2 separate regions of the Homo sapiens genome follow, and region 2 is linked to region 1. Evidence: read pairs that join two places in POLR2A ChIA-PET (ENCODE). Cell type or tissue: PC-3. All regions are shown on one strand. Each heading gives the region's core, and the rest is flanking DNA. Links, peaks and the distances in the headings are about the cores only.

What was found. Peaks named below come from ENCODE experiments on the same cell type or tissue, not always from the same donor. Only the 100,000 strongest peaks of a DNase experiment are listed, where the experiment ranks them.
Region 2: POLR2A ChIA-PET joins it to region 1 with 8 read pairs; 2 of 35 experiments call an interaction of 5 or more read pairs at or near these places.

What each region holds. Positions count from the first base shown.
Region 1 is chr3:24,497,235-24,502,627 of GRCh38, reverse strand. THRB-AS1 (THRB antisense RNA 1) reads right to left here. Exons shown (of 2, transcript NR_046244.1): 2 at 2,617-3,096. Among named protein-coding and RNA genes, the nearest start is that of THRB, 5.1 kb to the right of the region's middle. In PC-3, for the core only: no CTCF peak of the experiment used is centred there; a DNase peak (open chromatin) is centred at 2,447; H3K27ac peaks cover 964 bases.
Region 2 is chr3:24,416,748-24,422,140 of GRCh38, reverse strand. All of the region lies in intron 1 of THRB (thyroid hormone receptor beta), which reads left to right. Among named protein-coding and RNA genes, the nearest start is that of THRB-AS1, 75 kb to the left of the region's middle. RefSeq lists a silencer at 1,649-1,943. In PC-3, for the core only: no CTCF peak of the experiment used is centred there; no DNase peak of the experiment used is centred there.

The sequences.
Region 1 (5,393 bases), core at 218-5,217:
GAATGAGTAGGAATCATTGAAAGAAATACCAGCAAAGAACATTTTATGACCTGAATTTACAGATCCTCTGGCCATTAATTAAAGCAAAAGTGATGGTCAACCTTTTGCTTTAAATTAAATTAATTTTGATTTAAATTAATTAAAGCAAAAGTGATGGTAAATTCAAGCTGTGGTTTATCCAAACTAATGAATAAAATCATCCTGTCATTTGACTTACCTGCCTAATAAAAAATGCATTAAAATCATCAGAAAAACAAAAAAGCTGCTTTTCTGCCTTCCCAAAAGAAGCTGCCTTTAGGAATGGAACTTAAATCCATACATTCCCAAGTGTCTTCATTTAGCTAATAATGAACACAAAAATATTGTTAAGAAGGAATAGGGAGCACTCCAGAAAATAAAGATCTTTATCTGATCATTAATGGGGGTAGAATTGCACTGACTTTTAGAATGTAAGAGCTGAGACAGATTTTAGGCATTACTTGGTCCTTGCATTTATGCATGTGTACAGGAGAACCAGGGAAGAAATGACAAAGGCAAGGGCACACAATTATGAGCATGGCTCAAATCAGATTGGCTCCAAATCCAACATTTGGAAATCTCTAGATGACTCTACAATAGTTTCTCCTGTATTGGAAGAAAAAAATATTCCTGGCATTCTCGAAGCTGGATGTTAGAGAAGGGCATTCAAACTTAAGAGATTAGTAGCGGTTAGGAAATGCTACAGGGAAAATATTCACTAAAAGTTCTCTCTAAGAACTGAGTTATTTCCTCCAAAAAAACACTGTTAAGGGCTTGAACTCATGGACGGGCAAAAGAGTCTGTCTCCAGAGACATTATTTCTGCAAGTCTGAATTCAGCCATGTGTTTGGGTTTGTGCTCAATCCTTGCCAAAGATAGGAGTGCTCCTTCTCTTTCAAAGAATTTGCATCCTGTTCAATAAGTAAGCACCACAACGTGAAAGATTTTTATTTTCTCGCCCACTCTTCTCTCTCGACAGCCTAGAATTGTCTGCCCAGGTAGTAGGCAGTTGTATTGTTACAAATATTTGTAAATATTTATTGAATAATTGATTTAGGAAAAAAGTATCTTTCAAGATAAAAATTTTGCCTTTGCCATTTTTGTGTTTTCAAATACCATAAATTATATTTTTCCAAAATAATAATGATGGATCACATTAATGAGCCACCTACTGTGTGCCAGGCACCGTGTGTAGCATTATCCATCTATTACCACAGATTCCTCATACCATCCCTATCAGGTAGGTACAATGGTTTTCTTCATTTCTACAGTTGTGGAAACTGAGGCTTAGAGAAGCTAAGTAACATGCTCAAATCACATGATTAGAAAGGACGCAAACCTGGAACTCAAATTATTGTTATTCATTATCTGGCATGAACTACATTGCAGGGTTTTGTTCTAAATCTGCATAATGAAAACTCAATCCTTTCTTGTACTAGCTGTAGATTTGTTTGCCTCAAATGTATCATTTATAGAAGTTCAAAATATGTTCTACAGTTGTGTTTGTAGGAGCTATGACTAGCATTTTACGCAATACTTTGTAAACAGGATAAGGCAAGTTTATTTGTGAAAGAGAGCTATAATATATGAAAATAGGAGGTGTCACTAAGACCCATCTTGCCCTCAAATTGAGAATTTCATTTAAAATAACTGACAAAGGCAAGCAAATCTGAAGTTATGACTGTCACTTCAGATATGACTCATTCAGGGATTTTAAGGATCTGAAAATAGCCCATAATCATAGCATTTTATTATATGTGTTGTTATATCTAGATATATTAAAGTTTATTCCATGAAAATGAGTAAGATTTACCTCATTCCCTTCCTTTAAAAAAGGATATTTTCCCCAAATATTTAACAATTACATTTCCATTTTTGATGCATATAAGCATAACTCAAAAAGGAAGGACACTGAATTGGCATGTTTTGGGAAGATGTGTCTTGAACCACTAGATTTCTTTTGTGATTGACAAAGAATTTAACAATATACTGTACTTCTGTGCACTCACAGTGAACATAGGTTATTACAGTCCAATTAGCAATTACTCAGCATGTCTTAAACCTATCTTTCAAACAGCTGAAAAGTAAGATTTAATCTGGAAATGTTTTGGTATTCTTACCTTCCTTTCAGCCATTCACCTTTTTCTTGATATACTTTAATTTATCAGCATCTTCATTTTTACATAGGCTTTAATATGTAGCTTAGTTCATAAAAATGATTTGCAGCTGCAGGCAGAGCTTGTAATTGCTACATAAGGCAACGGTAGTTTTGAATATTGATCATTTTGAGCTTTAATAGAATAACTCAGATAAATATATGACCATCAATTTCACTCCTATGCATATGCCCAGGAGATATGAGTGCGTGTACCACAAAAATAATTGTTCAAGAATGTTCATAGCTGCTTCATTTGTCATAGTCCCAAATTGGAAACAACCCAAATGTCCATCAATTGGAGAATGAATAAACAAATTGTGGCATATTCATATAACGTAATGTCAAACAGAAATTTTAAGAGAACAACTTTCTAATCCACACAATAATGTGGATTCACCTCAAAAACATTGAGTGAAAGAAACCAGACACAAGAGAAAACACACTGTATGATTCCATTTATATGAAGTATTTTCTATGTTGTTCTGGGAGGTGATTATACAGGGGCATGAACATGTAAAAATTCATTGAACTGAACATTTAGGTTTTATCTATTTTACTGTACTAAATTACACATCAACTTAAAAAATTATCACTCTGAACATTTATAGCCCAACATTTTGCTTTGAGCCTATATTCATATTAATGCATTTAGGTCTACTTTATTCTTTTACCTGTATTTATTTAAGGAAAAGATTATTTATGCTGTGATAGAGTTTGGCCCGGCTGACAGGTGTGTTAAGGGAGCACCAATTACTGCAACAAATCAACACTTGCCTTTCAGTGACTTAACACAAAAGAAGTTGATTACTTTTCTCGGTAATAGTTCAACATGAGTGCTCTAGTTCTCCTCCACATGGTGGTAAAAGACTCTTCCAGATTGTGGCTTACTAGTTCCCGCCCAGGGCCTCAGAATCTTCTACCTGTAGTTGGAAAACAAGGTAAGAGAATGTGATTAGGGAGTTTTCTAGCCAATGACATAACATGTTTTCTTTAGGGCTCTTCTGATCGTCCCGGTGCACAGTAGTTCCTTAAATGAAGGGCTAGAGAGATGTCTCATGACTGCCAGAACATGCTCACCTTTTCCAGCCTCATGTGCCTATCCAATAACTCCTTGTGTTGCATGCAGGTAGCATGATGAGCTGGTTAAGAGTATACCCTCTGTCACCCAGTACCCAGGCCTGAGCTTGAGCAGATTATTTGATCTTCCTAATTTTTAACATCTGGAAAATGAAGTACATAATAATACTGTTTCACAGGGTCCTCTGGCAAACTTTAAAAGATGTATGAAATATTTAGGACAGTACGTAAAACATAATACATGTCTAATACATGTTAGCTATGTTATGTACTCCTTGCTATAACCAGCCATGCCAGCATGTCTACTGCATCTCCAACATGCCCTATGCTTCTACCACAATAAAGGATCAAGTTTTTTCCCCATGGCCAGCTTCATGGGCATGTGATCTGGACAGCTGCATACAACCCATGCTGGGAAGGGCTTGGTGCTTGAGGCCTGGCACTTCATTTAATGCTCTGTTGTCACCGTAATGAAATTCCTAATAATTTTATCTTTGAACTTTTGTTTTGTAAATGAAGGCTGATGGGACAATGGAGCATGTGCATGAACAGAGGAAATACAGATAACATGCATAGCTGCTGCCATTCTTTACTTGTTCCACTCACACATAGCATTCTTGTTGCCCCATAAGCACAGAATCCCTGTGGGCACACAATGTGTGGGAGTTCTGCAAAACTCAAATTGAGTATGAGGTAAGCATGTCACATCAATGACTAAGTGAGGACACTGACAACCCCAAAATGGGGTTTGCCACGCTTTCCATTCCAACCAAAGCCTGATTTGAATGCAAAAAGAAGGTAACAACCAAGGAAACTTTCTCTGTCTTTTCTTATGTTAATACTTCTCTGTAACCACTTAGTTTGAAAATGATGACATAGAAGGAAAGAGAAAGATAAGGCAACCTATAGTTCCTTTTCCTTTCTGGTCTCCTTTATTCAAAAGTAAGCCAAAGGCAGAGTGTTGGTAAAAACGGGCATATATCAAGATATGAAATAAAAAAGTTAGTTTTGTGCTGTGAATTAGAGTGTACTTGAATTAGATAATTTTGACCCTGTCATCTTCCCCAAGAAGCTGTCTTTCCTGAAGGGTTGGAGTTCTTACCCAGCTGCTATGGACCAGAATCACTGGAGCCCTCATAGAAAAAATAAGTTCCAAGAACTAACAATGAACAGACAGAAGCAGAATCTCCAGGGCTAGGTCAGGTGGCTGCACAGCCAGCTTGAGAAGTAGCTGAATAAGCAAAACAATACCAGGGGTTCCAGTCCCAATACTCCCTGGCAAAATGTGGTCCATCTTTGATGGATTGGTTCAAGTGCCACCATTTTCCATGAAATCTTCCCTGATTTTTCCCTCCCCTCACGCCCACGTCTCTAACTCCCTGACCCCAAATCCTTCACTATATATTAATTATCTTTGACATCTAGGACATTCTAACTTGAACTTTGCTTCTCTGAAAAGACTCTGGTAACACTGAGGGCATAGCAGGGCAGGGACTAGGTTTAGGCAAGTGAGGCACTCATCCCTGGTGTGAAATTTAAGGGGATGCCAAAAAAGAAAAAAAAAAAAGCCTCAGTAAATCAGGAGAAATATTTTAATGCACTATTTTAAAAATCAAAATTAATGCAACAATTATTCATGATGAACAATACATCAAAATTTTAAATAAAGGCAGGCTCAGACCCTGCACTTGTATCACTGGCCTCACTCACTTCTGCCCAATCCGAGCCCTATGAGGTTCTGTTTCATTCATTTTCTTACACCAGTAGTTGCTAAATAAATAAATATATGAATGAATTGCTTTCTTGAACTGAGTCATCAGCTTAAAGGTATAGATCCTGGTAATGAGGATGTCTATGGTGAAATATGGGAATGGGTCCTGGAAACAGCCTTGGTGTGCCCTCTCAAGTCAGCTGGAACACATGACCACATAATCTAAAGTTTGAATAAATGTTCTTCCTTCAATCAAGTCATCATGACATTCTCCTCCATTGTCCTACCTTGTGTAAAACCAGAAAAATAAATGACATGATCTCTTGGTAACCCTTCTTTACCATCATCATGCAGCCTGTAGGACAGCCCTCAGAGGTCCTGTTCAAAATGGAACCCTAGTAGTTCACGTTATCATTAACATTGCAGTAA
Region 2 (5,393 bases), core at 105-5,104, 80 kb after region 1:
TGAGTTATTTACTACTTTGTCCAATTTCCCTTTGTTTTTGAAAACTACATGAAATTATTTGTATAGTCATTGTTGGTTGAAGTAGTAAAGCAATTATGCACAGGAATAGATGAGACAGACACATAAATGCTACTTTAACCACATTCTTGTTGATGGGGAAAAAGGAACACTAGACTAGGAATCAGATTAGCATGCGCCTTGGAGCAAATCACTAAATGTCTTGGAAACTTCATCTCTTCACCTGTAAAATGGAGATGATAACGTAATCTGCAGACAGGGTGCTTTAGAGGAAGGGATCATTAAATGAGATGATGATGCAAATATATTAGAAAACAAATTGCCACTACAAGCTACAGATATTTTACTTCCATTAATTTCATTAATAGCATCATCATCATTTTATGTTGTAATAAAGGCAATTCACTATGCTTAGTTCTGAAGTGTCCATGCATTAAAATAATCAATGATGGAGATTCTGTCCATTTTGCATGCTTTTCTCTCTGGGCATGGGTGCCTTGGCAGGGTCCTGGGTGGCACGTCCTGTGGAAACTGTCATACATACAACCTATTGGATTAGTAAAGCCTGAAGACTTGGGAGATGTATAAGGGAAAGAAAGACAAGAAAGACACTATAATGACAGCCAACACATAAGTCCTCAGTGCTAGGGCCCTGGGTTAGTACTTTTTCCTGCTTTAATCTCTTTTCACCTACACCAGAGCCCTATGAAGAAAGTGTTATTATTAGACTCCTACAAGCCTTAAAGAGGTTTTTTTTTTTTAATGTGACTTTTATTTTAGGTTCAGGGGTACATGTGCAGGTTTATTACATAGGTAAACTTCTGCCACGGGGGTTTGTTGTAAAGATTATTTCATCACCCAGGTAGTAAGCCTAGTACCCATTAGTTATTTTTCCTGATCCTCTCCATCCTCCCACCCTACACCCTCCAATAGGCCCACTGTCTATTGTTCCCCTCTATGTGTCCACATGCTCTCATCATTTAGCTCCCACTTATAAGTCAGACATCAAGTATTTGATTTTCCATTCCTGCCTTAGTTTGCTAAGGATAATAGCCTCCAGCTCCATCCATCTTCCTGCAAAAGATATGACCTCATTCTTTTTTATGGCTGCATAGTATTCCATGGTGTATATGTACCACGTTTTCTTTTTCCAGTCTATGATTGATGGGCATTTAGGTTGATTTCATGTCTTTGCTATTGTGAATAGTGCTGCAATGAACATACATGTGCATGTGTCTTTATGACAGAATGATTTATATTCCTTCTGGTATATACCTAGTGATAGAATTGCTGAGTTGAGTGGTATTTCTGTTTTTAGGTCTTTGGGAAATCACCACAATTTCTTCCACAATGGTTGTAGTAATTTACATTCCCACCGACAGTGCATGTGTTCCTTTTACTCTGCAACCTTGCCAGCATCAGTTATTTTTTGACTTTTTAATAATAGCCATTCTGACAGGTGTGAGATGGTGTCTCATTGTGGTTTCGTTTTGAATTTCTCTAATGATCAGTGATGTTGAGCTTTTTTTCATATGCTTGTTGGCCATATGTATGTCTCCTTTTGAAAAATGTCTGTTCATGTCCTTTGCTCACTTTTTAAAGAGGTTTCTGAGGTGTGGAAGTTTCATAGAAAGTAGAATAGCTGAGGTTGAATCTAACACACTTCTCACCCTGTGCTGCTACTTCAAGTGCTCACCATGAACTTCAGCACTGACTAAACAAAGCCACAGAGAAGATTAGAGAGCATTCATTCCAGAGATAATCCCACCGCCAGGGCTGGACTACGTGGACATGTGTCCTGGGTAGTTCTTCAAAAGGGCCCCATGCTGAGTTGACTGCTCTGCTGGTTCCATCTTGAAGTCCTTAATTGCTTCTGAGCAAATGGCCCCATATTTTTGTTTTTCACTGGACCTCACAAATATTGCTGGTCCTGGGAGACACTGAGGTAACATGTGTAAGAGAAAAAGAAAGAAGGAGCTAACATTTGCTAAGCACTATGACATGCCAGGCATAAATTTATGTCATTTTTATACCCATTAACTAATTTCACTTCTAGGAAAACTCTGCAAGATAAATAAGTTCATCGCTTTATAGATAAACAGGTTCTCAGAGAGGCCAAGTAACTTGCATCGGTTACACAGCTGGGAAGAGGTGGAGCCTCGATTCAGGGCCTTCAGTGCTCTTATTCTTTTAACCCCTCCAGACTGTGCCATGGTTGAGATAATAAATACCTACTCTTCCTGGGGGTATTATAATGAGGCAATTTTCTACCTCTGCAGAAATACATTAAATATTATTAAAGGCATATAGTTTACAATAATGTAGAGTTGCTGTCTGCAAAACTTATTTCTGGTTGAGACAGACCTAATGAAAGATTCTCAAAGATAGAAGATGTGATATATAAATATGACCAAGTTATTTCAGAATTACTGGACAAAGGACTATGCAATGTTATTTTTATAAGCTAATTGCAGATTGCATCAAGGTTCTTAAATCTCTGCAGAGCAATGAACTCGGAGTCCAGAGAACTGAATTCTATTTTTAACTTTAGATAACCTTGGCTAAGTCATTTGGCTTCTCTGAGTCTCAAATAGGAATCAAAAGGGGAAGATCCAAAGCCATAGTAAAAAGGTTTTTATCATAAATGAACCCTAAATAGAATTTTTTAATGCCCAGGGCAGGAAGCCTAGATTGGCTTTCCATCTGGAGAGAGGTCCTTAAGTAAGAGGAAGGATAGGAATGAGAATAGAGGAGGGATCTTTTATCTCAATACCCTGAAAGTTCTTTGCTTGGCCAATTTTCTCACCTGTCCATGGGCCTTTAGCTGTCTGCCTCCAGTAGCTAGGGTCGCTGACCTGGGATAGCATTGAGCCTGCCACCAAGCTGCAGAGATAGTACAGGGTACTCAGTGAGAAGGGAGGAAAGGAGAAAGCTCTAAATTTTGCCAATATTCCCAATATTTCTCAATTTCTTTTGCTTTCTTTTTATCTCGATGCCCTATGGGCAAAGACCCAGTGGCCATGTCCTAGCTATTGCTCTAAGATTGATTAGGAGTGGTTTCACAGTCATGGGTCTATGCTGAGCTGACAAGAATGCCCATGATTTATTAGTGATGTCTGTCATGGGCACTGCAGGTATGGGGGGTGATAGATGTGCCTCATATCTCGTCTATTAGATATTCACCATTCCTAGATTAAGGTAGTCTTTCCAGAAATATTTGTGGGATGACTGAACAGCCATTACTGTAAGTGTTAAATTTGTTGTACCTATGAGGAAAAAAATGTAGTCCCAAAAGTTAGCTAAGAAGTTTCCAGCTAATTGAGGGCATTGCCCTATGTACATGAAAAACATTTATATTTCTGTTGATTTCTTAGCATGTGGATCACAGAATATTTGTATTAGAATTACATAATAAGCTCTGTTAAACTACAGATTCCTGGGCCTCACCCTACTTATTTACAACATCTTTGGAGGGTAAGGCCTAGGAATCTGCATTTTCACAAATGTCCTTAGTGATTGGGGATGAAGGTGTGCATGTGAAGTGGGAGAACCATTGCTTTATAAGACTGGGTAAGAAAAATTATATTTTTTAAATCGGCAATATTTTCATTTACCATATCATAATCTAAACTAGGAATGAGCACCAGTTTTCAAATGGTGTTGGAATTCAGTAGGGGTTTGTAAAATACAAATAGTTTGATTAAATAAATTCTTCAGTGTTAAGTGGGGGTGGAGGTCTACATAAACAAAACTTGGGACCTAGATAAACCAAGCTTAAGGACAAAAAAAAAAAGTCTTTTAAAAGTCTTATGGTCATAGCTTATTCAACCAAGTAACACTAGGCAAGGTTACAGAAATACAGGTTTTTTTTTTTTTAATCCCTATACCCTTGACATGTGAATGTGCACATGAATGTGCAAACCATGAAAGGGGAACAGGGTTGCAGACTGCTATAACAAGAGCTGAAAGGTTGAAAGGTAGAATCGACTTTAAGCAAGGGTCATCTTCTGGGAGATAATTAAACAACACTAAGTTGATATGGGAGGAGGAGGGAAGGAAAAAAGATTATGAGAAGTATTTAGAAGGCCTTAGAAGAGGTACTCCAACTCAAACAAATAGTCACATGAGAGAAGGACAGTATTGTTGAAAGCACATAGGCTTTTGGCCTGGCAACCTGGGTTTGAATGTGACTCTGCCACTTGACTAGTCCTCTGACTGATTACAGGTAATGACTGAATTACTTAATTCCTCTAAATCCCCGTTTCCTCATTTGTGAATCTGGATAAGGATAGAACTTACTCAACCAGTGGCACAAGTGGTGATGAGAATTAAGAAGGAAAACAAATATAAAGTGCTGGCATGCGACAAGCTCTCAATGACATTTGTGGGAGAGAAGTCAAAGCTAGAATGACTTTCTCTTTTGAAGTATAGCTAATCAATATAGTTATTCCAATGTGGAATCATTTTCTTATGAGAGCGTGTGCGAAGTTCACCAAGGCTCAGTTGCTTATACCTGAGGAATGCCTTATTAACCCTAGACTTACTAATACGCTAACATTATATCAGTGATGATGAGATATCATTAGAGAAGGCACATTCCAAGGTCATCATACATCAATCGTCCTAAAAGGTCCTTGATAAAGAAATAACTAAATCCCTAGTGACATATCTTGCAAACACAGTAGTTGGAAACTGTTTCCTAAGTTTCTTATCTTCAATGATATTTTAAAATTAAGAAGTCAAAGACTTAAGTACTGTTTGTGGGAGTTCTGGAATTAGAAGCCCAGACAGGAACAGTGTATTGTGGCACTGACAGCCTGGCCTTTCTTATTTATTTTACATTATTAGCGTGTTCTCTCAAGCCTACTTGCATAAATACACAATTATATGTATTTAATGAATTCACTCTTAAACAGCTGTAGAAAATGTGCTTTACTAATAGGGGGGCATCCAGTCAGATAAAGCAGTCATAACGCGTTGCGCGTGTGTGTGTGTGTGTGTGTGTGTGTGTGTGTGTGTGTGTGTGTTGGTTTAAAATTTCATGAGTCAATGGAGGATAAATATGCATAAATGAAATATATATTTAAAAGCTGCCTTTTGAGCCTGTAAAAGCTACTTTTCTTTCTGACACAAAAGAAATATCTGCTTTCTTATATAAAGAGAATTATTGGACAAATTGAGTCCATGTTCACAAACATTAACGTCTAAAGCAAAGCAGTTAGAAATAAACTCTATCTAGTCTATTGAGTCTCAAAATTCAGCCCATTATCCAACTGGGGAGCTTTTTACAGTGCAGATTCCTGGGCTCACCTTAGGAGATTGATTCTGTGAGTCTGGAGCAGGGCCTAGAAATCTGCATTTTTAGCAGCCCAAAG